2 separate regions of the Homo sapiens genome follow, and region 1 is linked to region 2. Evidence: read pairs that join two places in POLR2A ChIA-PET (ENCODE). Cell type or tissue: MCF 10A. All regions are shown on one strand. Each heading gives the region's core, and the rest is flanking DNA. Links, peaks and the distances in the headings are about the cores only. Region 1 overlaps RIN2 (Ras and Rab interactor 2). Region 2 overlaps NAA20 (N-alpha-acetyltransferase 20, NatB catalytic subunit).

Region 1 (16,753 bases), core at 5,344-9,343, 160 kb after region 2:
AAGAGGAGGAGGCTTCAGTGAGCCAAGATCATGCCACTGCACTCCAGTCTGGGTGATGGAGTGAGACCCTGTCTCAAAAAATAAAAAATAAAATAAAATAAAATAAAATAATTTTAAAAATAAAAGTGTATCTATATTCCCTCTTTAGGGCCCCTTCTGCTCTGCAACCAACTCAACTATTCAATCTCAGTTGCTAATTATGTCTCTACACCCTCAACTCTCATTACACTCCTCTGCTCAGTGTAACCTGTCTTAGTCTCCATTCCCCTGGAAGCCAACTCTGAGAGAAGCATTGCTGTGCAAATTGTTTCCTTCAGAGGTAGTCACAGGAAACACTGTAGGGAAGGAGACAGGTACTGTGAGGGAGTCAGGGAAGAGAAGGCAGCCAAAGAAAGGTGCATTACTGACACCAGGAAGCATTATGAGATAATGACGGGGTGTGCTGTCTTGAGCACCCTTCTGGGTTAGCTCCACCTTTCACTGTCTTTCTTTGAGCCACAATCAATTGTTGTACTTCATGGTATTAAGTTCTGTAAAGTCATCACCAACCGTGAATTAGCCAACACTGAACCATTGTTCCTAGGGGAAATACCAGTTTAGGTTCCTGCTAGCCCCTGGTCACAGCATTTTCATTAACAGATCAATGCATAACCTTGCTTTATGTGTGTTTCTAGTTAAAACCACCTTATTTAATATGTAATGTTGAGTCATTGACACTGAAGTCATAGTCAACAGCACTATAACTCAAGCCTGAACAGAGTTTATCTAACATTCACATTTTCTCCATCACAGCCTTCTTGCCCTTAAACAGTTGTTTGGCATTTACTTTAGGGGCCTCTTAAAGCAGTGAAATAACCAACACACACAAACACACACACACACACACACACACCAAAATGTGAAAAAGGCAGCACTAAATAGACATCAAAAAGGACACTTGTTTACAGTATGAGAGCTGAAACAAGAAGGTAGAGCTTCATTCATCCTCAGCTGGGAATGTGCCAGGTGATTTAAATTTTTGCTCCTCTGTGTATGTGCACGAATGACCACAAAAGCACCATGATTATTGATTTGGGAGTCACAAATAAATTTTAGCAAGAAGGCAAATTTGCAAATACAGAATTCACAAATAATGAGGATCAACTGTATTTTCAATTCTGTAAATTGTAGAAAACTCATAATAATGCAGATGAATGTTGCCCACAGAGATGCAAATTCGGTTCTATGGAGATGCACTTGATTAGTGCCCTGTGGATATTGACCAGTTTTGCATCCACTTGTAAAGCAATTTCAGGGTTCTTAATTGCCTGTATCAGGGGTCTGCAAAGAAGGTCTCTAGGCCAAATGCACCTACCATGTGCTTTTGAGAATAAAGTTTCATTGAAACACCAGCAACCACTCCTTTATTAACATATAGTCTATAGCTGTTTCAGGCTACAGTGGTAGAACTGAGTAGTTGCAACAGAGACTACGTGGCCTGCAAACCCTAAAATGTTATCTGGTCCTTTCCAGAAAAAGTGTGTTACATGGTTGGACATGGTGGTGCACACCTGTAATTCCAGCACATTGGCAGGCTGAAGCAGGAGGATCCCTTGACCCCGGAGTTCAAGAGCAGCCTTGGCAACATAGTGAGACCCCAACTCTACAAAAAACTTTAAAAAATTAGCCAAGAGTGGTGGCACATGCCTGTAGTCCCAGCTACTTGGGAGGCTGAGGCATGAGGATTACCTGAGCCCAGGAGATCAAGGCTGCAGTGAGCCGAGATTGCACCACTGCACTCCAGCCTGGGTGATAGAGCAAGACTCTGTCTCAAAAATAAAATAAAATAAAAATAAAAATAATAAAATAAAACATTAAAAAAAGAAAAAGTGTGTTATATATTTGTATGTAAGTGCTATTTGAGTCTATGTTTAAATCAGTTGTGACATTTTACCATTTCCCTCATTCACTAATGAGTTTAAAAAATTTTAAGCAGTTTTTAAAACATTTAATTAATTTATTTATTAAATATATGTAGAGAGTACAAGTGCAGGTACCTTACATGCATATTTTGTGTAGTGGTGAAGTTTGGGCTTCTGCTATATCCATCACCTGAATAGTGAGCATCATAATCAATGGGTAATTTTTCAACCCTCACTCCCTACCCAGCGTCCCACATTTTGTAGTTTCCAATGTCCAGTATTTCACTCTGATGTAGTTTTTAAAAAGTTTTCTATTAATGTCATGATTTTACCTTTAGAATATTTATCCTTTAAGACTGAACATGTATAGCTGGGGGCCACCAGAGCATGATGCTGCAGGGGAGTGCAGATGATGTGGGGTGAGTGTGCTTCAGGGGTGTCCCACTTGAGGTCAAGGAAGCTGGGTTGTGTAGGTCACTGTTGGAGAATTGCTCCTGGGCGTATTAACTTGATGGCACCCTCAGACGGCCAGGCAGAAAGTTGCAGTAAGACGTGCATAGGAGTGTATGGTAGGAGGAAGTGAGCGAGGTACAATCGCACATGCATCTTATCCATATTTTATCCCCACTCCCACCTTTGCATTTGGACCAGTGCCCCCACACCTTCCCTACTTCGTATATCCAAATTCTGCCTATTCTTCAAAGACTAGCTCAAGCCCATGGTATTAGTCCATTCTCACACTATTATACAGAACTTCCTGAAACTGGGTCATTTATAAAGGAAAGAGGTTTAATTGACTTACAGTTCCTCATGGCTGAGGAGGTTTCAGGCAACTTACAATCATAGTGGAAGGGGAAGCAAGCACCTTCTTCACAAGGCAGCAGGAGAGAGACGAGTGAAAAAGGAGGAACTTCTGAACTCTTATAAAACCATCAGATCTCGTGAGCACTCAGTTACTATCACTAGGCATGGGGGAAACTGCCCCCATGATCCAATAACCTCCCACCAGCTCCCTCCTTCAACACCTGGGGATTACAATTCAAGATGAGATTTGAGTGGGGACACGAAGCCTAACCATATCACCCACCCTGTTCATGGGCTTTTCCCTGAGCACTGCCCCCATAATGATCTAACTCCATTATTGAACCAGTGAAATAACTTAAGAGTCCACAATTCCTAAATCTTAGCGTCCTCCTCATAAACATCATTGAAATAAACTGGGGATCCATTTCAGCATTTTTAACTGGAAATATAGTCCCTGTTAGGCAGAGTTCCTGCCTATGATTCCTTAGAGAAGCCGCGATGCGTACATTGGTTCTACCTCCTTCAGAGTAGAGACCCCACAGAAGTGGAGATAGGAAACAATCCTCACTAGCACTGATCTATCTTTGTTGAGTATTTTGACACGTGGCAATGCATGCCCTAACTCCCAGCCAAACCTAGAACAAGCCAACCTAGAACAGCTAGAATGTGTGACCTAAGTTGGCAGTCTGAGGAAGAGGAAATTCTGAAACCACATAGTGCATGATGCACTGCTATTTACTAGCAACAGTGATTTTTCTCACCTCAACCCTGCTCCCTCATTTTAGTAGGACATCTCTGAGGTGCACGATATATACTGTCTCCCAAAGATACCTCATGAGATGAAGCTTCAGCTGGGTGTCAATTTGTTGCTCAGGGTGGTCTCAAACTCCTGGCTTCAAAGTGAAGCCCCGTCTTGGCCTCCCAAAGTAAGATTACAGATGTGAGCCACCTACCTGGCGAGAGTATCATTTTTGTTGTTGTTCAGCTCTTGCAAAATAAATTCAAAGAAAAAGAAGTGTCACCAAATGAATTAGTCCTCTTAGGATCCCCATGTGCCTTGGTCCAGATCTGCTCCCATCAGACCACAATGAAAGCTTTTAAGATATCCCTCCTGTCTTTCTCTTCATAATCCCTTGCCTGCTTCTCCATGGTAATCAGCAATCAATCCTGCAATACAAATGAGCCCTTGAATCAGCTAGGAATTTTTATGTTGGAAGTAACAGAAAACCCCATTCAAATTGGCTTGAAGATAAATAATAACATCTCCTTAAACAGTATTTGTTAGTTGCAAGGGGACCGATAGTAACTACACAGTGGAGAAATTAGGCAACACCTTGTCCAGGTGATCCAAGTCAGCATCCCAAACGAAGGCAGCCAGATGCTGTGTTCCTCCAGACGTGATGCCCTAGAAGAACACAGCATCAGTTAGAGGATATTACAACAGAGAGTGTGTATGTGGAATCTCATCAAGAAGAAACATCATACCCACTCCAACTGAGGGACATCCCATCATAGAACTGGCCTAGATTCTACATCAATATCAATGTCGTGAAAAACAAAGAAAGGCTGAGGAACCATTTTTTCTTTCTTTCTTTCTTTTTTTTGAAAGAGTCTAATGCTATAGCCCAGGCTGGAGTGCAGTGGTGCGATCTTGGCTCACTGCAACCTCTGCCTCCTGGGTTCAAGTGATTCTCGTGCCTCAACCTCCTGGGTAGCTAGGATTACAGACGTGCACCATCGTGCCTGGCTAATTTTTGTATTTTTAGTAGAGATGGGGTTTCACCATGTTGGCCAGGCTGGTTTTGAACTCCTGGCCTTATATGATCCACCCACCTTGGCCTCCCAAAGTGTTGGGATTACAGGCTTGAGCCACTACACCTAGCCTGAGGAATCACTCTTAAAAAAGATTAAAGAGGCCTGACACCTTCCTGCAAAAGACATGATCTGGACTAGTTCCTGGACTAGAGAAAGAAACATGCTATACAGGACATTATTGGGAAAAATGATAACAATTGGCATCTCGGGTTTAGATCAAAGTATCATATGATGATTAGGCTCCATTCTTGGGTCATCGAACTGTGGGAATGTAGGAGAACCTCCATGTTCTTCAGAAGTATATACTGGTGCAGTAAGTGGTGAAGGGGCCTGATGGCTACAATCTACTCTAACCTGGTTCAGAGGCTGATACAGGAAATGGGGCAAAATGGCACAGGTCAGTGAACCTGTGCAAATAGTACAGAGGAGTCCTCAGAACTATTCTTGCCACGGTTCTGGAAGTTTGACATTATTTCAAAATAACTTGGCCCCGTGAGGTGGCTCACGCCTGTAATCCCAATGCTTTGGGACGCCCAGGCGGGAGAATTGCTTGGGTCCAGCACTGTCATCTGGGCAACATAGCGAACCCCCTTCTCTACAATAAATAAATAAATAAATAAATAAATAAATAAATAAATAAAATTAGCCAGGCATGGTGGTGCACACCTGTATTCCCAGCTACTTGGGAGGCTGAGGTGGGAGCATCACTTGAGTCTAGGAGTTCGAGGCTGCAGTAGCTGTGATTGCACCACTGCACTCCAGCTTGGGCCCCAGAGCGAGACCCTGTCTCTCAAAAAAAAAAAAACCCAAGAACAAAATAAAAGCTTAAAAATCTCTAAGCAGTAAAAGTGATTAAGGGATGGCCTAAAGTCCAGGGTGAGGGTGGAGGCTTCATGGAGTGGCATGGGCCAATCCAGCAGCTCCACAATTCAACCAGGCCCCATTTCCCCAGCTTTTTCTATCTCTTGGTTTGGCCCTTCCCTGGGGTCAGTGCTAACCCATCTTCAGTGTGGCCAGTGATGACGTGGCTTCGTCTCCCCACCTCACCATGTCACAAAAGTCAGTAACCTCTGAAGGAATAGTGAGGGTCTTGTTCCCCAGAAACCCTTCCTCTCAAGTTTGGGAAATCCTGCCTAAAACACAAAATCTAATCAAGGTGGCCCTGACATCAGTCCAAACTCTGCCACAGCGTATATGGTCTTCATCAATTTCATTCAAACCTTTATTTGCATTTCTAATCCCTCTCTCCAGCGCAGACTCATCCACCCTGCGTGTTTCTGTATACATCACTCAGTCTCTGTTTAAAATGCCTCACCACCTGGTGAACACTTTTTTTTTTTTTTTTTTTTTTTGAGACGGAGTCTTGCTCTGTCACCCAGGCTGGAGTGCAGTGGCGTGATCTCGGCTCAACTGCAACCTCCACCTCCCGGTTCAAGCAATTCTCCTGTCTCTGCCTCCCGAGTAGCTGGAATTAGAGGCACATGCCACCACACCCAGCTAACTTTTTGTATTTTTAGTAGAGACAAGGTTTCACGATGTTGGCCAGGTTGGTCTTGAACTCCTGACCTTAGGTGATCCACCCCCCTTGGCCTCTCAAAGTGCTGGGATTACAGGTGTGAGCCAGCATGCCCAGCTAGTGAACACCTTTTTATCCCTCAAGACTTAGGTCAGAGATCATCTCTGTGCTAGCTTCCCTTCATTACCTATTCCCATTATCAGCCCTTCCCCTTTCTGGGTCCCCAAGGTCCCTCTGACAGCCTCCACAACATCATGATTATAGCTGTCTGTTTATCTCACATAGGCTGTGTGCCCCTACAGGATGGAGCACGGCCTGTTGTCGAATGTTCACGGTCTGCCCAGCATATCATAAAACCCGGATGAAACCCTAAGACCTGCCCTGCTCATTTCACGTGTTTCCTGGCCCAGTGAAAGTGTGTGGTATGAATTCAGGAGCGAATCTGTAAGAGTACTTCAAACAGTGCTGGACACTAAATAATTTACTAAAATAAAACGTTGTCCAATAAAATACATCTTCATTCCTTTGGGTATTTTACTGCATTAAGGAAAATTACCCTGTTACTCAAGCCACATGGAACCACTAAGAAACTCATAACGTAGCCAGGCGGTGGAAAGCGCGTATGTCCCAATTTCCTGTTTTTCTCCGAGACGCTGCTGCCCCAGCCTGGGTCAGGCGATGCGTGGTTTGTGGCCTGCCACTTGGGCAGCCCTGGCTCAGAAGAAAGGCCATCTTCATTTTATATGGGAAAGTTGGAGAAACCTCAGAAGAGCCGTGGTGCATAAATATCACGTCACCAAAGCAGGGAACTGGCCACACTCACAGGCCTCCTTGGGGCCTGGCTTGGTGTCAGTTCCTGCTGTGGAGCTTGGTTCGGCTCTTTGTGCACCAGCATGCCCCACGCCAGACATGACGACACTGATGGCTTTTGCAGCCCCAGCCACAGAACAGGCTGCTGATGCTGCCCTTTCTTGTCCCACGAAAACGCCTTGCAGTTCAGAGAGCAGGCCGGCTCACCCAGCTGCACAGCATTTTCAGAGCAGCTTTGGGGCCATCATCCAGCAAAGTCTAAATACCCTCCCAGTTTGATTCATCTCTCAGTTTTAGACAAACCACAACTCTTAAAATTCTCCCACTGCAGAGAAACTTGGTGGACACCACCATCTTAACTAAACTATTGGAGCTGGTGTCACCAGGAATAAAACAAACCTGCCACATGTGCCTCCTGATATCTGGGACTGAGGAGGCCACCGCATCACTCTGGGGCATTCCTGCCACGGGTGCAAAACATGAATCTACTGTGAGGAGCATCAGACAAACCTAAACTGAGGGTCACTCTACAAAAATGATTGGCCTGCATGCTCTAAAAACGTAAAGGTCTTAAAAGGCAACAAAAGCTAAGGATACATTTCAGAGTGAAGGAGTCTCTAAACAGAAGTGACAACTCAATTCAATAAATGATCCTCAGTTGGATGCTTAACTGAAAAAAAATGCTGTAAATGACATTATTGGGATAATTGGAAAAACTGAAATATGGGCAACAGATTAAAGTATTGCATCAATGTTAAATTTCCTGAATTTGGTAACTGGATTGTGATGATGTAAAAATATGTCCTTGTTCTTAAGAAGTAAACACTAAAGTATTGAGTGGTAAAGAGGCGTGACTCATGCAACTTACTGTCCAATGGTTTAGAAAAAAGTGTGTGTGTGTGCACATGAGCATGTGTGCACGTGTTGTGTGTGGAGTGAGAGGTAAAAAAGAGAAATAAAACAAATATGGTAAAATGTTAAAATGTGTTAATCTGGATAACTGACATCTTATGAGTCTCTGTACTATACTTGCAAACTTTGTGTAAATTTGAAATTATTTAAAAATGTAAAAATGCATTCCATTAAACAAAAAAAAAAATAAAAATAAACAAGATTCTTAGTGATGGTTTAACGTTTTCGCACAGCAAAACACTAACATGTGTGTTGAAAAATAAATTAATCTGGCCAGGTATGGTGGCTCACTCCTGTAATCCCAGCACTTTGGGAGGCCAAGGCGGGAGAATCGCTTGAGGTCAGGAGATCGAGATCAGCCTGGTCAACATAGTGAAACCCCATCTCTACTAAAAATACAATAATTATGCTGGTGTGGTGGTGCCTGCCTGTAATCCCAGCTACTCAGGAGGCTGAGGCATGAGAATCATTTGAACCTGGGAGGTGGAACTTGCAGTGAGCTGAGATCATGCCACTGCACTCCCGCCTGGGTGACACAGGAAGACTCTGTCTCAAAATAAATAAAATAAAATAAAATATCCAAAATTAATCTAGAAACACAATTTCACGTTAATGTTTTTTAAAAGCTTGAAATTTGATATAAAAAGCATATATGGCTATGTGTTTTGTGAATTTTGTATGCAATGTTAAAGATATACAAAAAGGTTTAAAGATGTAACATGTCTCTCTGCACTCCCCAGCCCTGTGGAGTCCTGTCTATCATATATCCTTTTTCTTTTCAGAGGTTACAAGAATTCTGAACTTGGAGTTCATCAGTCCTATATATCAGGGGTCCCCCACCCCCCAAGACTGCACAGCAGGAGGTGAGCAGTGAGTGAGGCAGTGAAGCTTCATCTGTATTTACAGCCACTCCCCATTGCTCATATTATCACCTGAGCTCTGCCTCCTGTCAGATCAGCAGTGGCATTAGATTCTCATAGTAGCACAAACCCTATTGTGAACTGCACATGCAAGGGATCTACACTCTGTGCTCCTTATGAGAATCTAATGCCTGATGATCTGTCTCCCATCACCCCCAGATGGGACCATCTAGTTGCAGGAAACCAAGCTCAGGGCACCCACTGATTCTACATTAAGGTGACTTGTATAATTATTTAATTATATATTACAATGTAATAATAATAGAAATAAAGTACACAATAAATGTAATGTGCTTGAATCATCCCAAAACCATCCCTCACACAACCCCGGTCTATGGAAAAATTGTCTTCCGTGAAACTGGTCCCTGGTGCCAAAAAGGTTGGGGACCACTTCTATTATATGTATGCAAATGCACCTTTATACATTTGCTACATATGTATGTATGTGTATATTTTTATTATATTTTTGTAAAGTATAACTTTTGGTCAGGCATGGTGGCTCATGCTTGTAATCCCAGCACTTTGGGAGGCCAAAGCAGGATTGCTTAAGGTCAGGAGTTTGAGACCAGGCTGGGGAACAAAGTGAGACCCTCCATCTGTACAAAAAATAAAAAATAAAAATTAGCTGGGCCTGGTGGTGTGTGCCTATAGTTTTAGCTTTTTGAGAGGCTGAGGAGGGAAGATCACTTGAACCCAGGAGTTTGAGGCTGCAGTGAGCCATGATTGCAGCACTGCACTTTAGCCTGGGTTAACAGAGCAAGACACTGTTGCCAAAAAAAAAAAAAAAGAAAGAAAGTATAACTTTTAAAATGAAATTTGAATTTAAAATTGTGTAATCCCTGAAGGACCCCTCAGGGTATGTATTAAGGTTCCAGGGAATACAGTTTTATTGGGCAGTTTTATTTAGCTGAGCTGATCTTTCTGGCTCTTCAGAGGCATTTACCCAGTGGCCTGAGTGTACCTCCTCAGAAAGGAACCTGAATGTTGTGACTATACTGTATAGAAAATATGTCATAGCACACACCTGATGACATGCTGGGACCAAAATATGCCATCTCACAATGGTGACGGTGAGCATCTCTCCTTAACTCTGCCTAAGGACATTCTGTTAGTAATTTGAAGATGATTATGGTTGGAGTATTTATTTACACCATGGAAATTGGCAAGTACTAAATCTGGGGGAGTCGTAAACATTTACAGCAAACCATTGTCTGCACCTTGCTCCCCAGCATCTTTGATGTAAAAGGGATAAGCTAATTCAGGTTTTTCAGGTAGTCTTTCAGATACTTAAAAGAGAAAATGAAGAAATAAAACTTGTTAAGATTTCATATCCTAGCTTGAATGCTATAGAAAGTGTTAAGGTGAATTTAGGTGATCTTAAAAAAATGGTCCAAAATGCCCAAATAGAATCATCCAAATATAATTTACAAATAAAATTTGTCTGGTAGAGAACAACTCCAAAGATGATGGTTTGACGGCCCTTTGAGGATGGTAACCAGTTTTGTATCACAGGCAGCGAGTATATGTAGCCTATTTCAGCAGGATTTCTTTAGACTGATTACATATACACCAATCTCTTGTACCCATCCTGCTTTGAACTAGCTTTACCCACCTGCTGATGCCTTCCTAATAAGTCTTTAACCCCACGCTCCTTATATGTCAATAGGAGGGCTCTATTTTTAAACTTTTAAATGATCATATTTTGACAAAGGAGAAGTGTATTGGAACCAAATAATTTGGTCCTTTTTTCTTCTTGTCAAATTCCATGCTGTCTGCTTTGGAGGAGGGACTTTGGTGAAGTCAGGAAGGAAGGATTCAAAGGATGCTGTGTTTCACGACCTGGTAATTTTGTTTATAGAGCCAAGCGTCATGATCTTCTAAATGTAACCAGGTCTGGTGTTAATAAGAACCAGGAAAATCCTAACCACAAACAGTTGAATGTTTTGCCAAAAAGCTTGTGCCCTGTGGGGCAAACTTAACCAAACAACTTTATGAAAGTTCAGCTGTTAACTCCTCACTCCAGAAGAGGACATGACCCTGCAAACTAAACAGTGCCACCCAGGATGGTCAAAAACCAGGGTACTGTCAATAGTAACTTCTCCCGCCTCTTGCAAACTATTGTTTCCCAGCCTTTTCAGACCCTTTTTTCTAATTGATCCCTCCATTAAATCTTAATACCATGGATATCCATCGTATAACTGTTTATGTATCATATGCATATCTGTGTCTTATACATTAAAAAAAAAGTTTTTTTTTTACCACCCACCCCCGAGAACCAATTCTTGCCTTCTTGGGGGCAATCTAGCCCCTGTTGAGAATGCGTGTTGTAAACTGACCATTATTCACTGTGCTCTCACAGCCTGGCAATGCCCATATGGGGTTTCCCAGAGCAGTGTGAAGATGAACACAGGATGGGAATGACCTCTCCCATCTATGGTCATCTTTGCTTTCTACCGATGAACCGCAGTTTTATAACAGCAGAAACAACCATTCTGGGACTTCCTAGATGCAAGGAATGAGCTAAGCACTTTACATACTGTCAAAGTTTGCCTTCTCCCAGAAGCAAACCCCAAGGCAAGGATTCTAGGGCTGGTAATTTCTGGGAAAGTGGTCCTGAGAAATACTGATAGGTGAATGGGAAAGTGAGGCAGGAAAGAGGAGGATGATTTTCAAGCCATTGACAGCTGTGGACAAATGGAGTTTAATCTCACAGAGTAATGCTGGTAAGCAGTGTCAAACACAAGCTTCAGAGTTATCCCTTCTGAAGGGGGTGAGGGAGCTGGGGTACTGATACAGCTGACTTCCATCAGTCATTGGTTGAAGGCTGCTTGTGGGGACATTAACTCCCCAGTACTCTCTAGACAGACAGATGCAAATGCAAGCAGCCAGCAGTCAAGTTGGTGTGAGCTGCAATGATAAGGCCCAGGGCAGAAGGGTGAGGCACATACATGGTTTCATGTAACGCACAACATCTATGACAGGTGAGCCCTTAATCACTGCAAATGTTATAGAAATGAGACAAAACGTGTTAAATAATGTTCCTAAAGTCAACAGGGAGTAAGTGGAAGTGACAAGTGCTGACTCCAGAGGCCACATGCATAAATGACAGGCTGCACATGTATACTGCCTTTCTTCTTGCACACACATGCTGTTCCTCTTGATTTTTCCTATTCAGATTGATTTGACAAAGCAATAAGATGTATATGAGAAAACGCTCACCTTAGGTAAACACATAAGTTGAGAGGACAAGGGTAGGCACAGAGCAGAGGGTGAAAGAAGAGAGAAAAGTAGATGATGCCAAGAGGGAGGAACATGGTACAAGTCTGCTGGCTCCACGCTGGAGGGCAGATGTTGCTACATTAAGTCATGTTACAAACCAATCCAAAGACAAGATCTTGCAGTGAAAGGGGATTCAACTCAGAAAACGTGCATTTGGCAAGGATTCAGTTCTAGGGACTGTGCTCCCAAGCACTGGGAACACCAAGATGACTAAGACCAGCCCTGGTTCTAACTTTGAAGAACTCATAGTCTACAAAGAGCATTAAAGAAAAAATTATTCAATGATACTTGTTAATGCCTGGTAAGACAGACTTTATTCAGTCCGTGGCAATGGGTGGTTGAGGAGAGAGATTGAGTTCAACTCTGTTTTTGCTTGTTTGTTTGTTTGTTTGTTTGTTTGTTTTGAGACGGAGTCTCACTCTGTCACCCAGGCTGGAGTGCAGTGGCACGATATTGGCTCACCGCAACCTCTGCCTCCCGAGTTTAAGCGATTCTCCTGCCTCAGCCTCCCAAGTAGCTGGGACTACAGGTGCCTGCCACCACGCCCGACTAATTTTTTGTATTTTTAGTAGAGATAGGGTTTCACCATGTTGGCCAGGCTGGTCTCGAACTCTCGAGCTCAGGCAATCCACCCGCCTCGGCCTCCCAAAGTGGTGGGATTACTGGTGTGAGCCAACACGCCCGGCCAAGTTCAACTCTGAATGCAGTATGGACAAGTGGGAATTTATAGCCAAGGAGAAGAGTGGAGGGACAGTGGATGGGGCCTCCATTAAATTTTAATACCATGGATATCTATTGTATAACTGTTTATGTATCATATGCATATTACCAAGAGGAAACATCAGGGTCAGGAGACTCTGGCTAAACCAACCTAGCAGGTTGCTGAAGACAGGCCAGGATGGCCGGACTCCACTTGGGGGATAGTGGCAGTGAAGAAATCTGATCAGGTATGGAGGGTGATCAGATATGGAGGGTGATCATCAGATATGGAGGGTGATCATCAGATATGGAGGGTGATCATCAGATATGGAGGGTGAGCATCAAATATGGAAGATGATCAGATATGGATGGTGATCATCAGATATGGAGGGTGATCACATATGGAGGGTGATCATCAGGTATGGAGGTTGATCAGATATGGAGGGTGATCATTGAATATGGAGAATGATCAGATATGGATGGTCATCATTAGATATGGAGGGTGATCATCAGATATGGAGGGTGATCATCAGATATGGAGGGTGATCATCGGATATGGAGGGTGAGCATCAGATATGGAGGATGATCATCAGATATGGAGGTTGATCAGATACGGAGGGTCATCATCAGATATGGAGAGTGATCAGATATGGAGGGTGATCATTAGATATGGAGGGTGATCATCAGATATGGAGGGTGATCACCAGATATGGAGGGTGATCATCAGATATGGAGGGTGATCAGATAAGGAGGGTGATCAGATATGGAGGGTGATCAGATATGGAGGGTGATCAGATATCGAGGGCAGGGCGTTCTTGCTCAACCTACTTAGCAGGGTTCTTTGTTAAAACTAGATTTTATAAGGAAGTGCTCAGAAGCACCTAGGAGGAGGTTCAGGAGCCTGACTAAAGTTTCGTCAAGCCAAGAATCTTTGTCAAGGGGAAGGGCTGTGGTGGAACATATCATAGCAAAGGCTGACAATGACAGTAGAGTGCAGCTGGGCAGAAATCAATTTTCTCTAGAGGTTGGAGGGTCATGGAAACCTATAAGGAGGTGGGACTTTTGAGACAGGCTTTAAAGGAAGAATAGGAGTTTAGGAGGTGGACAGGATCAAGAAGGGTAGAAGGAATAGTGTGACATCTGCCCGGAGACTGATCAAAGCAGGACATTTGACACATTCTTGATTGACTCTGCTGAATATTTTCTACCTCATAAAGTCATAAGGGGAACTGTTAACCCTAAACTTAACAAGGAAAGACTGGCTGTGGGTTTAGACCTGACCGAATGTTATCATAGGATTTGTAATAGTGAAAGAAGGGTGTTCTTTGCCCTGGCTTTAATTTGCTACTTTCCTGGGTTATCTGCAAAAACTTGCAGTTGGTTATGTGCTGTGCCACCTCTTTTATGGCTTTTTTCTTCGTTCACTTAGTCATTCATTAACTCAACTATGGGGATGTAAAGGTGAATCAGAGTTTGGTTTCTGTTCTGAATATGCTCATAGTCCAGTGAGGGACATAATTAAATAAGAAACCATTAAAAGACAAGCTTATCAGTGCTAAAACAGAGAGAGAGGGGCACACCATCCAGACTCCATGGGGAGTGAGTGTGAGAGAAACACAAGGGTCCCAAGAGGAGAAGACAACTAGGCAATCTGAAAATTAGCTTAGAATTAACCGGCCAGGTGCAGTGGCTCATGCCTGTAATCCCAGTACTTTGGGAGGCCAAGGTGGGTGGATTGCCTGAGGTCAGGAGTTCGAGACGAGTATGGCCAACATGGTGAAACCCCGTCTCTACTAAAAATACAAAAAAAATTAGCTGGGTGTGGTGGTGTGTGCCTGTAATCCCAGCTACTTGGGAGGCTGAAGCAGGGGAGTTGCTTGAGGAGGTGGAGGTTGCAGTGAGCCGAGATCATCGAGCCACTGCACTCCAGCCTGAGCAACAGAGTGAGACTCCGTCTCAGAAAAAAAACAAAAAACAAAACAAAAAAACAAACAAACAAGAATCACCCATGTAAAGGGGCAGACCCGATACAGGATGTCTCTTGGCACCAGTCAGGAGTTCCATTTCTGACTTCCAACCATCAGCATCTGTGCCACTTCATCTGAGGGTTTTCTCTGGTGGTGGGACCTAATGCTATCACACCTATGGAAGGCCAGAAGTGCAAGGGGCAGCCAGTGACAGAGATAAGCCAATGCCTGGCAGGAGTTGGCAAATAAACACCCAGCTCCTTTGCACCTTGGGATGAGTGACTCTGAAGCTTGTGCTCTCTACAGCATCTCCAAGTTTTTCAGTGGGATTCAGTTCCAGTTGTCCACAGGGGTGCCAGGCTTGATAAAACACTCTATACTGGCTTCCTTCCCTTCCTTGTTTCACTTCCAAGATCCCCCAGTGATGCTTCTGGGGATCATCTCCCAAATAAACCACTTGCACTTGAATCCATGACTCCCAAGTTTTGGGCTTGATGACTGGATTCTCCATATAGAGAACGCAGGTGAGGAAGGGAAAGATTTATGGAAAAGATAATGAGCTGAATTTGGAATTGTTGAGTTTGAGCTGTCAGTAGGACATCCATGTGGAAAGTTCAGGAAGCAGGTATATCAATGGATCTGGCTCTTAGGAAGGAGTTATGTGCGGAGATAGTCACGTGGGAGTTGTCAGCATGCACATGGTAGCTACTGTCATGGAATAGATGGGATCTTCATGGAAGTCAAGGGAAAGTTATATTTCAAGACCTTGTGACTATTTAATGGTGCCAGTGCTTCAAAGTGGGCAAGAAAGATAAGAATTGAAAGCTGTCTGTTGGGTAGAGCAACCAGAAGGAAGAGCCAAAGAAATGGGAGGAAAATGGGGAAATTGGCATTTTATGCACAGTATCCTATTTGACCCTCTAGTCAATCTTCGGATGGAAGCACTATTCTTGCCTAATGTTACACAATTAATAAGTGGTAGAGTCAGGATTAGAACCAGGAATGTGTGAATCCCAGCAGTCCTCTCTTTCTATTACACCATACTCCCTTTCCCTGTGCCTGAGGGTGGACGCCCAGGGGCGTCTCTGCAGCCACATCCTGCCTGCCCTCATCCAGCTCATCCCTGGAAGTTGGATGGCTCCTCCCCATCTTGTTCCTGCCAATTAGTGCCTCTAAGGAGACTCTGATTCATCAATGTAGTCCCAACATTCTAAGTATGACCCCCTGGAAGGGCCTGGCATGGAAGTATTTTCTCCCTGTAGAGCTGTTTATCTTCCCAAGAAAGCCCTATGGACTCCAGAGTCCATCTTCTGAGCCCAGGGATCTCAACTCAGTTGCTGCTACCTAATCTGAAGCTACTTTAAGAAATGTATTCTGTCCTCCACCGTGTTTGCAGCAGTCCCGCCTTCTCCCTGCATGTCCCGAGCCCCCTGCCAACTCCTGCTTTGTTCTGGTCTCCACTACATGGTCAGCTCAGTTCAGGCCCTGCCAGGGTCTCTTTATGAAAAGCAGACCCAAACATTTACCCTTGATTGTAGGAAGACAGATGAGATCATGGAATTATTGACATCTTTAGTAAGTAAGGAAAACTTATGGAGAATGGGGAAGGAGTCAGAGGATTAGGAATAAGTAAATATTATTCCAAATGGAGGTTTCATTTCCTGGATATGGTCAAGAAGGGATTATCAAGATGGTTTTTGAGCACTTAGAAGGAAAATGATGGTCTCTAGACATTAGCACGATGTCCTTAAAACACGAACTTCATTAACTTTTTCATGTTTCTAGGCAATAGATCAGGGCTGTGAGCACGGAAGAGGTTGATTTCATAAAATTTGACAAGCTTCTCCAAACACTCTAAGAGACGCAATGCAGATATTTGGGCTGGACAGCACTGAAGTCAGTTATCAGGTTACCCAGACTCAAAGGCTTTCAGGTCCCTTAGACCAAAAATCAGACAGTGTTGGGCCTCTTCCTGCTTCAATCTATTCCCCTAATTTGTTGGCCTCGCTTTCCTAATTTAACTCTGTCACCCTTCCTTCCTCACTCAGATGTAGCCTGACCTGATTCCTATTCTCCCCACTCAAGAAAAGGGCAGGCAATTAAACTGGCAAAAGAAACAGGGGTTGTAAG
Region 2 (9,783 bases), core at 5,628-9,627:
TTCCTGATGTGTCATCCTATTTATGTAGTGCCAAATCCACTTTGCTAATTATTTTTCCGAGATTTTGCATCTGAGTGAGATGTTCCTCGAATTTTCCTTTCCCATATTTTGCCAAGTATTGTTATCAAGGTTATCCTGGCCTTAAAAAATAAGTTGAGGAATGTTCCCTTTTTTGGCTTGTGCAAAATAGTTTGTGTAAAAGTGACCTTTCAGTCATTATTTCTTAAATGTTTAGTAAAATTGGCCAGAGAAGCCACAGCTTTCTTCGTGAAAAGATTTTGGGCTACTGATTGAAATTCTTTAGGGCAGGGGTTGGCTTATAACCTATTTTGCTACTGCCTTCAAGCTAAGAATGGTTTTTGCAATGGTTGTTAAAAACAAAACAAAACAAAACAAAACAAAAAACTATGTAACCAAGACTTTAGGTGGCCTGTAATGCCTGAATATTTACTATCTGACCCAGAAGAAAATTGCTGATTCTTGTTCTATAGGCTTGACAAATTTCTATCTCATTGTTCTATCAATTAGAAAAAAGCATGTCTAAATCTCCCATTATAATAATAATTTGTCTATTTCTCCTTGTAGTTTTGTCAATTTGTGCATTTTTACTTTGAAATGATGTCACTTGGTATATACCATTTTAAATCGCTATTTTTTTTTTTTTTTTTGAGATGGAGTCTCGCTCTGTTGCACAGGCTGGAGTGCAATGGCGTGATCTTGGCTCACTGTAATCTTCGCCTCCCAGGTTCAAGCAATTCTCCTGCCTCAGCCTCCCGAGTAGCTGGGATTACAGTCACGTGCTACCACACCCGGCTAATTTTTGTATTTTTAGTCGAGACGGGATTTCACCATGTTGGCCAGACTGGTCTGGAACTCCTGACCTCAAGTGATCCACCTGTCTCGGCCTCCCAAGGTGCTGGGATTACAGTCATGAGCCACCACTCCCAGACTTGTTACTTCCTTGATTAAATATTTTATCAATATGCAGTGACCCTTTTTTATGCTGGTAATAATTATTCAACTATAACTATTATTAATAAGTATTCTAACTTTCTTTTGGTTAGAATTTGCAAGGTAATTTAAAAATTTACTTTCAATCTTTCTGTATTAAAAATATTTTAATATATTTTACACATATTTCCTGTAAACAATACAGACAGCCTTTGTCTTTTAAATAGAGTCATCATAGCTGGCCGTGCATGGTGGTGGGCGCCTGTAATCCCAGCTACTCAGAGGGTGAGAGAGGAAAATCATTTGAGCCTGGGAGGCAGACGTTGCAGTGAGCTGAGATCACGCCACTGCACTCCAGCCTGAGCAACAGAGCAAGACCCCATCTCCAAAACTAATAATAAATAAATAAAGTCCTAAGTCCATTAACGTTTACTGTTGTAATTACTGACAATATTTGGATTCTGGGCTACCATTTTATTTCATGCATTTTGTTTTGCTGGTTTAATTTCCTTTTTCTCTTCTTTGGAGTTGACTTCTATCATTCAATTTTTCTTCTCCTCTACTTGTTTGGTTTCTATTTTTAATGTATACATTGTATGCACTATGTATACATGTATATAGTGTATATAAGCATATGTATATGTATCATGTATGTGTATATGTATATATATGCCTACAAATGAAGATTACTTAAATCTTAGCAACTAGTCTAAAATAATGAAGGCTTAGAAACTGGAAGGGAAGAGAGCTTAGTGGTCTTCTACTCAGAGGGAGAATCTATCATACAAATACCCTAAATTATATGTGCAAGGTCATAGCTAGTTACGACCTGCTTTTTTTTATTATTATTATACTTTAAGTTCTGGGATACATGTGCAGAACGTGCAGGTTTGTTACATAGGTATACGCGTGCCATGGTGGTTTGCTGCACCCATCAACTCGTCATCTACATTAGGTATTTATCCTAATTCTATCCCTCCCTTAGACCCCCACCCCCGACAGGCCCTGGTGTGTGATGTTCCCCTCCCTGTGTCCATGTGTTCTCATTGAACAACCCACTTTCTAACTCCCTGTTCACTATACAATAATGCCAAATACTTTTTTTCAACATAATGCCATTAATAAATGTGTGTAAACTATAATCATGCTAAAATTTTCTTCCCTTCTTTGTTTGGTCTAGAGAGAACTTTAAAAAATCTTAAAGATTAGCACCGACTTCTTTTTCAGCTAACACAATTTCTTCTCTGAATGAGTTTGAGCTCCTTTGCCTCTAATTTGGCTTGAAGTCTTTGTCAGGCCACAGATACTTCTTTAAAACTTGCCTTTATTAAATCTAATAATTAAGTAGAAATTAAGCTCAAGAACCCTTCTCAGCAACTATTCTCTTTCCTACCACACTTTTAGGAAATTACAGTGGAGAAAGAAATGGCAGCTTGACAACAGGTGAAGCTACTACAAACATCTCTCTTCTAGAATGAAGATACGAGGAGGGGCCTTCTCTTCTATTTATTGTATTTCTTTTATCTCCAGTAATGAAGAGGTTTGATATATACAACACGTCCCTTAAAAAAAAAAAAAAAAATGCCATGCTGGCAGTTCGCAAACTGTGCACTCAGGTGCCCTAAGGTGTCCCAAACTCATACAGCCACCAAAGGATATTTCGAATGTTCAGGGAAAACAGCAAAACCTTACATGTCAGATATTGGCAAACTAGTTTGAAGTAGTTCACAAATTCAACGTAAGATCATGCTACATTCCTCTTAATGACATAATATTTCTATGAAGCTGAGTTTCTGGCAGTTGCTGTGATTAAAAAAAAATACTAGATGAAAATCAATATGAAACAGGAATGCAAGTGGTTCTGCCAAGTCATTTAATGTCCAACAGGTGCACACCTCTCATTGGTAGCTAGCCACAGTTATTTAAGAATGAAATGAAAATATTTCTTCTTTCAATTTATTTTTTTTCTAAATGGCTATTAGCTGTTAGGCTATAAATACTTATTAAACAGTTAGAATATAACTGCTTAAGACTGAACTATTTTCTTTTGGCCGAGGAGCACTGCTAAAAATTTATTCAGATGCCAAAGCAATGGTAACAGATTTTAGGAATGTGTGCCACTGTGGCAGGAACACTAAGAGAAACCTCGAGAGCTAGCCTTTGGAACTGAATTGCACCAATTCCTCAGCTTATAGGCCTATAGCGGGTCACTACAACACTTTGCCTTAATTTCCTCAATGGCAAAATAGAAACAATATCACTTTGACTATGTGATAGAATTGTTCTAAGGACTACTGGAGATGGAAGATGAAATTCCTGTGAACTGTAAAGCATGACAGTTATTCAGCCTGAAGGGGAAGAAAATGGTTAGGGGTCCACAAATCACTAAGTGTATTTGAAAAACTGAATCTCACCTTTCTGAAATCTCCTCTAGTAACTCCATAAGTTTAGCAGCCAAACCAAGGCGTCGAAATTCTGGGGCAACAGACAGAGCTGTGACGTGCCCGTGCCATTCTTCCCTAGCTACTGAGCCTTCTGCTTTACCCATAACTGCCAACAACAACAAAAATCACATTCAGTAACTAGACATTGATTTACACATAAATATAGAATTACTGTTCAGTATGTTTTTATTACAAAGGAAACTAATAAAGAAGTTTTTAAGTACCACCTGAGGTCATCCAGCTAACAGTTAGTGCTTTTATTTGAAATTCACTTGTAAATGTAACACTATCTGTTACATTTAGAATAGTTCTAAAATCAGAATTAGAACAAAAAAGAACGATATACTTAAAACACAACTAATTTTGAAAAAAAAAAAACCAGAGTATGTATTTTTTCAAATATCTGCATTTCATATGGGTGTGGGTATATGTGGGTACATGTGGATGTACACATATAGTTCAGAGCTAAAGGTTCTGTTAGTAATGCTAATTCAATGAGGATGCTATGATGCCTGCATTATGTACTAAATAAACCATGTAGAAATTTAACAAAAGTATAGAATGAAAGATTTTTTTTTTTTTTTTGAGACAGAGTCTCACTGTGTCACCCAGGCTGGAGTGCAGTGGCATGATCTCAGCCCACTGCAAGTTCTGCCTCCGGGGTTCAAGTGATTCTCCCGCCTCAGCTTCCTGAGTAGCTGGGATTATAGGCACGCGATACCACGCCCAGCTAATTTTTTGTATTTTTAGTAGAGGCAGGCTTTCACCATTTGGCCAGGCCGATCTTGAACTCCTGACCTCAAAGGATCTGCCTGCCTTGGCCTTCCAAAGTGTTGGGATTACAGGCGTGAGCCACTGTACCTGGCCTTAGAATGAAAGATTTTTTTTTTTTTTAGAATGAAAGATTTAAGAAGACTAAGACCATGTCTGTCTGGTTCACTGCCGTTATCGCCTGGGCCTAGCACAGTGCCCAAAACAGAGATCAGTAAGTTCTTGAATTGTTGAAGAGGAAATAAAATTACAAGCATCATTATATTCCAATTCTGCAGTCTAAAGCAATCAGTTGAAATCTATATTAAAATCTTTACCTACTCCACAAAATACTAGTGGTATTATACTTACTATAACCCATTAATTCTCCACCAGGTGCCTCTGCAACAATGAAATACTCTGGCCAGTGGGCGAGGTATTGTAGGTAGAAAGGAATCCCATACTAGAGTCCTGTTAAGGAGTGTGAAAAGTAATGGACAGTAAAAAGTTCTTCATTAAGGGATATTGTAAAAAAAGTTTCCTTTAAAAAGTATACTGTTACTTTATCCCCAGCTCTGTATGAGTCCTATAATCATACATACCATTACATGAAATATTTAGGTTATCACTGATTTTTAACAAAATTGCCTGGACATATAGCCTCAAGTGTGGAATGGTGATAGCACTGTCTAATAGAAAGCAGAGAATCAGGACCCCAAAGTTCTACAGTCTACTTCCCTACTGACCATACCATATCTAAGTCTCTCCATTTATCACCTGATATTGTTTGTTTGCGGTCTGCCTCCTCTTAGTCTATGAATATCATGTTCCCTCTGTCCCTGGTGCCTGGTACACAGTAGATGCTTAATACACTGATGCTTACATAATTGCACTGAAAAATTAATGGGTAGTTCCTACTTTGACTTCAGCTATGAGACTGTGAAAATAACTTTACAACCTAAGTCCTTCCAGAGCCAACTTAATTACCCAGTTTTTCCTCTCCACTGATTCAAATCCTGCATTTCTAGTAATGCAGATAAAAGCTGACTTAAGGAATCAACTATGTTAACAGTAAATGCCTGAATAATTTGCTCATGACTTCACTCTTCAACCTTGGGATATCCTTACTGACATGTAATCATTCCTACATTTCTCTTCTTCTTTTTACTCTGTACTTTAATGGATGAAAATATATTTCTTGTTAGTATAAACTTTCTGATGCAATTTATCAGAGGACACCATCAATCACACATAAATATATTTTTTAAGTTCCTGGAAAACCTGTTCCGTGCGAAATTCTTCAAAATCTCCTCTGAAGGACCATCATTATTTTGAATACCCCTCAAATACAACCCTTAACATGGCAGGACAGCCAGTCTTCCTGCCAGCCAGCCACTGACATATACCACAACCATCTCTTCTGTGGCTAACAGAGGAGTCCCAGACACCCCTCCCTCCCATCGACCTCTAGGACCTAACAGGTTACTTTCAAATATAGGCTCACCTGGATTATGGGACTTTCACTGCAAATTTTAAATGTCACTGGAAGCACACCATATAAACGGATTTGCATCCTAAAATCCTTCCTTCCTATATAGTGAAACTTTTGTCATTCAAAATTCTTCAAAAATCTTAAAAGTGGTGATATCATTAGTCGTAATTTAAAAAATCCAGATGAACCTGCAGAGATTTTTTGCTTTTCCCATTCAGTTTTGTTTCTGATATGTAGTCCTGTTGCTGCCTGCACCTGTAAGTTAATTTTTACTGCTGTATAGTATTTCTTTATGTGAAGAGACACCTTAAATAGCCTGTATCCTGACAATGGACACCTGGGTCATTTCCTGTTTCTCAAAAAAATGTTTGAAATCCTTCTTCAGTACAGCTTAATTTACTTAACCATCTCCTGATTGTTGTGTGTGAATCTTATTCCAAATGCTTAGTAACTCTCCTGCAATAAATAATGTTTGTAATGGTATAACTCAGGGGTTAGCAAACTTTTTCTGTAAAAGGCCAAATAGTTAACATCCTAGGCTTTGTGGGCCATACAGTCCCTGCTGAACTACTCAAACTGCAAAAGCCACAGAAAAAAATATAAATTAATCAGCGTGGTGTCCCAATAACATTTTATTTACAAAAACAGGCAGTGGGCCAGATTTGGCCTATGGGCCTTATTTTGTCAACCACTGACAAACTGCCTCTATTTCTTCTTATTTTCAGCTTTCAGGAAATGGAATTACTATTTCCAAAGTGCCTTCTGGAAAGATAATAGCAATTTATATTGTCACTAGCAATTTATGAGAATGTTCCTCTCACCTCACCATCATCAGCACTGAGGTTTATCATTTTTTAAAATCTTGGCTGATACATAAAATATGGCATCTCATTTTGGTTTTAGTTTACATGTCTTTTGACTGATGAGACTGAACTCTTAACACGTTCATTAAGCTCCTATATGCCCTCTTTTGATAAATTACCGGTTAGCAGAACCCTCCTACCCACCTACAGTAGATACAGAGCATAACACAGAATCCGAACTTTGTGTTGTAAGCCACTAGAGATGTGGGGTTATCTGTTACAGCAGCATAACCACAGTATCCTATCTTCACATCTTTGCCCCATTTTTCCATTAGGACAATAATAGACACTGTTCATTGTTACCTCAAAGCCTTCACTTTAGTAACAAGTCCCAATTTATAAAGCAGGGCACATTTCTGGACTCTAGATAGGATTCAGTAGACAGGTGAAGCATGAAACAGGTGCTGGTCAATGAGACAGAGCGGGCCTGTGTGGCATTTCCCAAAGGTACTCTCCTTTTTTTTTTTTTTTTGAGACGGAGTCTCGCTCTACATGTAGCCCAGGCTGGAGTGCAGTGGCGCGATCTCGGCTCACTGCAACCTCGGCTCACTGCAACCTCTGCCTCCCGGGTCCTGGTTCAAGCGATTCTCCTGCCTCAGCCTCCTAAGTAGCTGGGATTACGGAGTGAGCCACCACGGCTGGCTAGTTCTTGTATTTTTACTAGAGACGGACGGGGTTTCACCATGTTGGCCAGGCTGGTCTTGAACGCCTGACCTCGTGATCTGCCTGCCTTGGCCCCCCAAAGTGCTGGGAGTACAGGCCCAAAGGTACTCTTAAAAGGGAAGAACACCCTCACCTCCCCCTCTGCTGTTTCTGCTGCCGGAAACATGGCTGTGATGCTGTTTGCTGTGGCAACATCTGGAACAAGGTTACGGCCACCCTGGGAGGGGTAGAGTGCTTAAACTGCAAAGAGCCTGGCTGTTGGTGTCTTCATGGAAGCATCACCTGCCTGGGACTGCTTATCTCCAGACTTTGTTCACACTGGAGACTATGCAGCCACCTTGCTGAAGTCACTGTGCTTTCTGGTGAATACAGCCATGCTGACTCCTGAGGGGCAAGGTTGGCAGGGGAGCTATGATGTTACAGATTTCTACCAAGTCATGATATTAACAGTTTGTCAGCAGATCTAAGACAACTCTTGTTCTCAGTTTCACTTTTTAAAATTGCTTTCAGTGTTGCTTATGATGTTTCCTGACCTACAAGTTTTTAAACTTTTCAGTACTCCTCTGTTTTCCTTTCATTTCTGTTTTCTTTATTCTCAGTAAATCTTCATTCAACTTTTTTTTTTTTGTAAAAAAGGATACAGTTTCTGTAAGTGGATCCAAGTTACTGAAAGAAACAAGAGAAATGTCTCTAGTAAGCAGCGTTTACAATAACCAGTTGAAATAAGCCTGCTAAAGCTAACAGTAATATGCCACAAGGAAAACAAAACATGTTTCATCAACAACTTTAAGGCCAACTTTAGGGCTGAGGCAGATGATTTAATCTACCTAATAGCCATAATAAGCTGTCACAGCCACTATTAAGGTGTTTACATATTTTTTCACTTAACTGCTACTTGCTTCTTTAAAATTCAAGTTAATAAATCTACATCTTGTGTTTTCTAAGTGGCAATAAATTGCTAATGGAACTGGAGACCAACTAGGGATGTATCTCGCAGAGACAGAAGGTCAAACTCGCCCGCTGCAGCATCCAACCCCATGGATCCTCCCCGCCTGTGTCTGGGTCTTCCCTGACAATTGCTCCTTTATTCCACCCTCTAAATGTGGTCACTCCCACCACTCGGTTTTTGCTCCCCACTCCTATTCTACACTCCCACCTCCCTGTCCCCACCATCCCCATTCCTATGTGTTCAATCACGTGTTCTTAGTGGATGCCTCCCAACCTGGCTCCGATGCTGTGGGCAGCTCACCAGCACATCCCAGCACACCATTCCCAAATCTGCATTCTGAAAACCCATCTCCATCCCCTCACTTCCCTAGTCAATTAATGGAGCCACTATTTTGTCAGGTTCAAAACCAGCTACTTTTCAACTGTTCTCTTCTGATTTCTAGTCAAATTCTCCTTTGAGACCCATAACAATGCTAGTCATATCATATTTCTGTAGTCCAGCAGTTCTTAAACTGTTTGGTTTCAGAACTCCTTTACGCTAAAAAGTTACTGAAGACTCCAAAGAACTTTTGTTTATACGCGTAATATCTACTGAGATTTAAAAATTTTAAATATTCACTCAAAAATAATAAATCAATTACACGTTAACACAAATACCTTTACCAAAAAAATCACTATACTTCCGAAAACAAAACAAAACAAAATCCAGTGACAACAATGGCATTGTTTTAACAATTCTGCAACGTCCTGCTTAAAAGACAACGGGATTCTCAAGCATTTGTTATGCTTGCTGCTGAAAGATCACACCTTGGGAAGCTCCACTGTCTACTTGTGAGGGAATGACAGTGGAAAAGATGAAAAACCTTCTTAATACATCATGAAGATAGCTCTAACCTCACACAACACCTGAAACAATCTTGGGGACCCCAAACCCTGGCCCACTCCTTGAGAATCACTGCTCTAATACAGTGCAGGGAGTCACTCCACCACACCTTTCGACGACTGAACTGCTTTATCTCCTCTTGTCTGCCCACCCGCACCCTCACCTCCAGCCCCGCCATCTCAGGGGCTTCCTATTTCATCACTAAGAAGAGAAAACAGGAAGAAGTCTTTGCCAAAGTCCCCCCCCCCCCCCGCCCACCGAACCCACGCACACAGGCATCTGCACCCATATGCTACTTGCTCTCCTGTCAATAGGCACGGAGTGCGGGCGAGAGACCCCCTCAGTACTCGGGACCCTCCTCCTGCAATTCTCTTTCCCTCCTGCATCTGCATCTTCAATTTCTCTTTCCTGGAAGAAATGTACAAATATGATGTGCACTGAGCCATCAGCTCCTCTTGAACAGCTTCCCACTCCTGGGACAGCCTGAAATGCTGTCTTCACTCAGCTTCTGAGACCATGGGGTTCTCCTCTCACCTCACTGAGCCACACGGTCTCCTTTACTTGAACACTTGATGCCCTAAGGCGCCATCTTACAAACTCTTAGCCTTTTTTTCTACACTTGTGCTGACCCCCAAATTTCCATCTTTAGCTCAGACCTAATCTTGAGACGCCCATGCCCAGATGCCTTCCTGGCCCCTCCACCTGGGTTTCTTGGTGCACTTGGCAGAGAAGTTCAGGTCTTATGATGGCCTCTCCAGGCCCTGCCCTTCTAACTCTCTGCTGTTATCC

Evidence for each region. ChIA-PET counts read pairs that join two places held together with the same protein. Peaks named below come from ENCODE experiments on the same cell type or tissue, not always from the same donor. Only the 100,000 strongest peaks of a DNase experiment are listed, where the experiment ranks them.
Region 1: POLR2A ChIA-PET joins it to region 2 with 5 read pairs; 2 of 35 experiments call an interaction of 5 or more read pairs at or near these places.

The regions. Positions count from the first base shown.
Region 1 is chr20:19,858,201-19,874,953 of GRCh38, reverse strand. The region is part of intron 2 of RIN2 (Ras and Rab interactor 2); the gene reads right to left. Among named protein-coding and RNA genes, the nearest start is that of RIN2, 110 kb to the right of the region's middle. In MCF 10A, for the core only: no CTCF peak of the experiment used is centred there; a DNase peak (open chromatin) is centred at 7,703.
Region 2 is chr20:20,020,502-20,030,284 of GRCh38, reverse strand. It overlaps NAA20 (N-alpha-acetyltransferase 20, NatB catalytic subunit), which reads right to left. Exons shown (of 6, transcript NM_016100.5): 2 at 7,805-7,829; 3 at 4,518-4,608; 4 at 3,366-3,501. Among named protein-coding and RNA genes, the nearest start is that of NAA20, 8.0 kb to the right of the region's middle. In MCF 10A, for the core only: no CTCF peak of the experiment used is centred there; no DNase peak of the experiment used is centred there.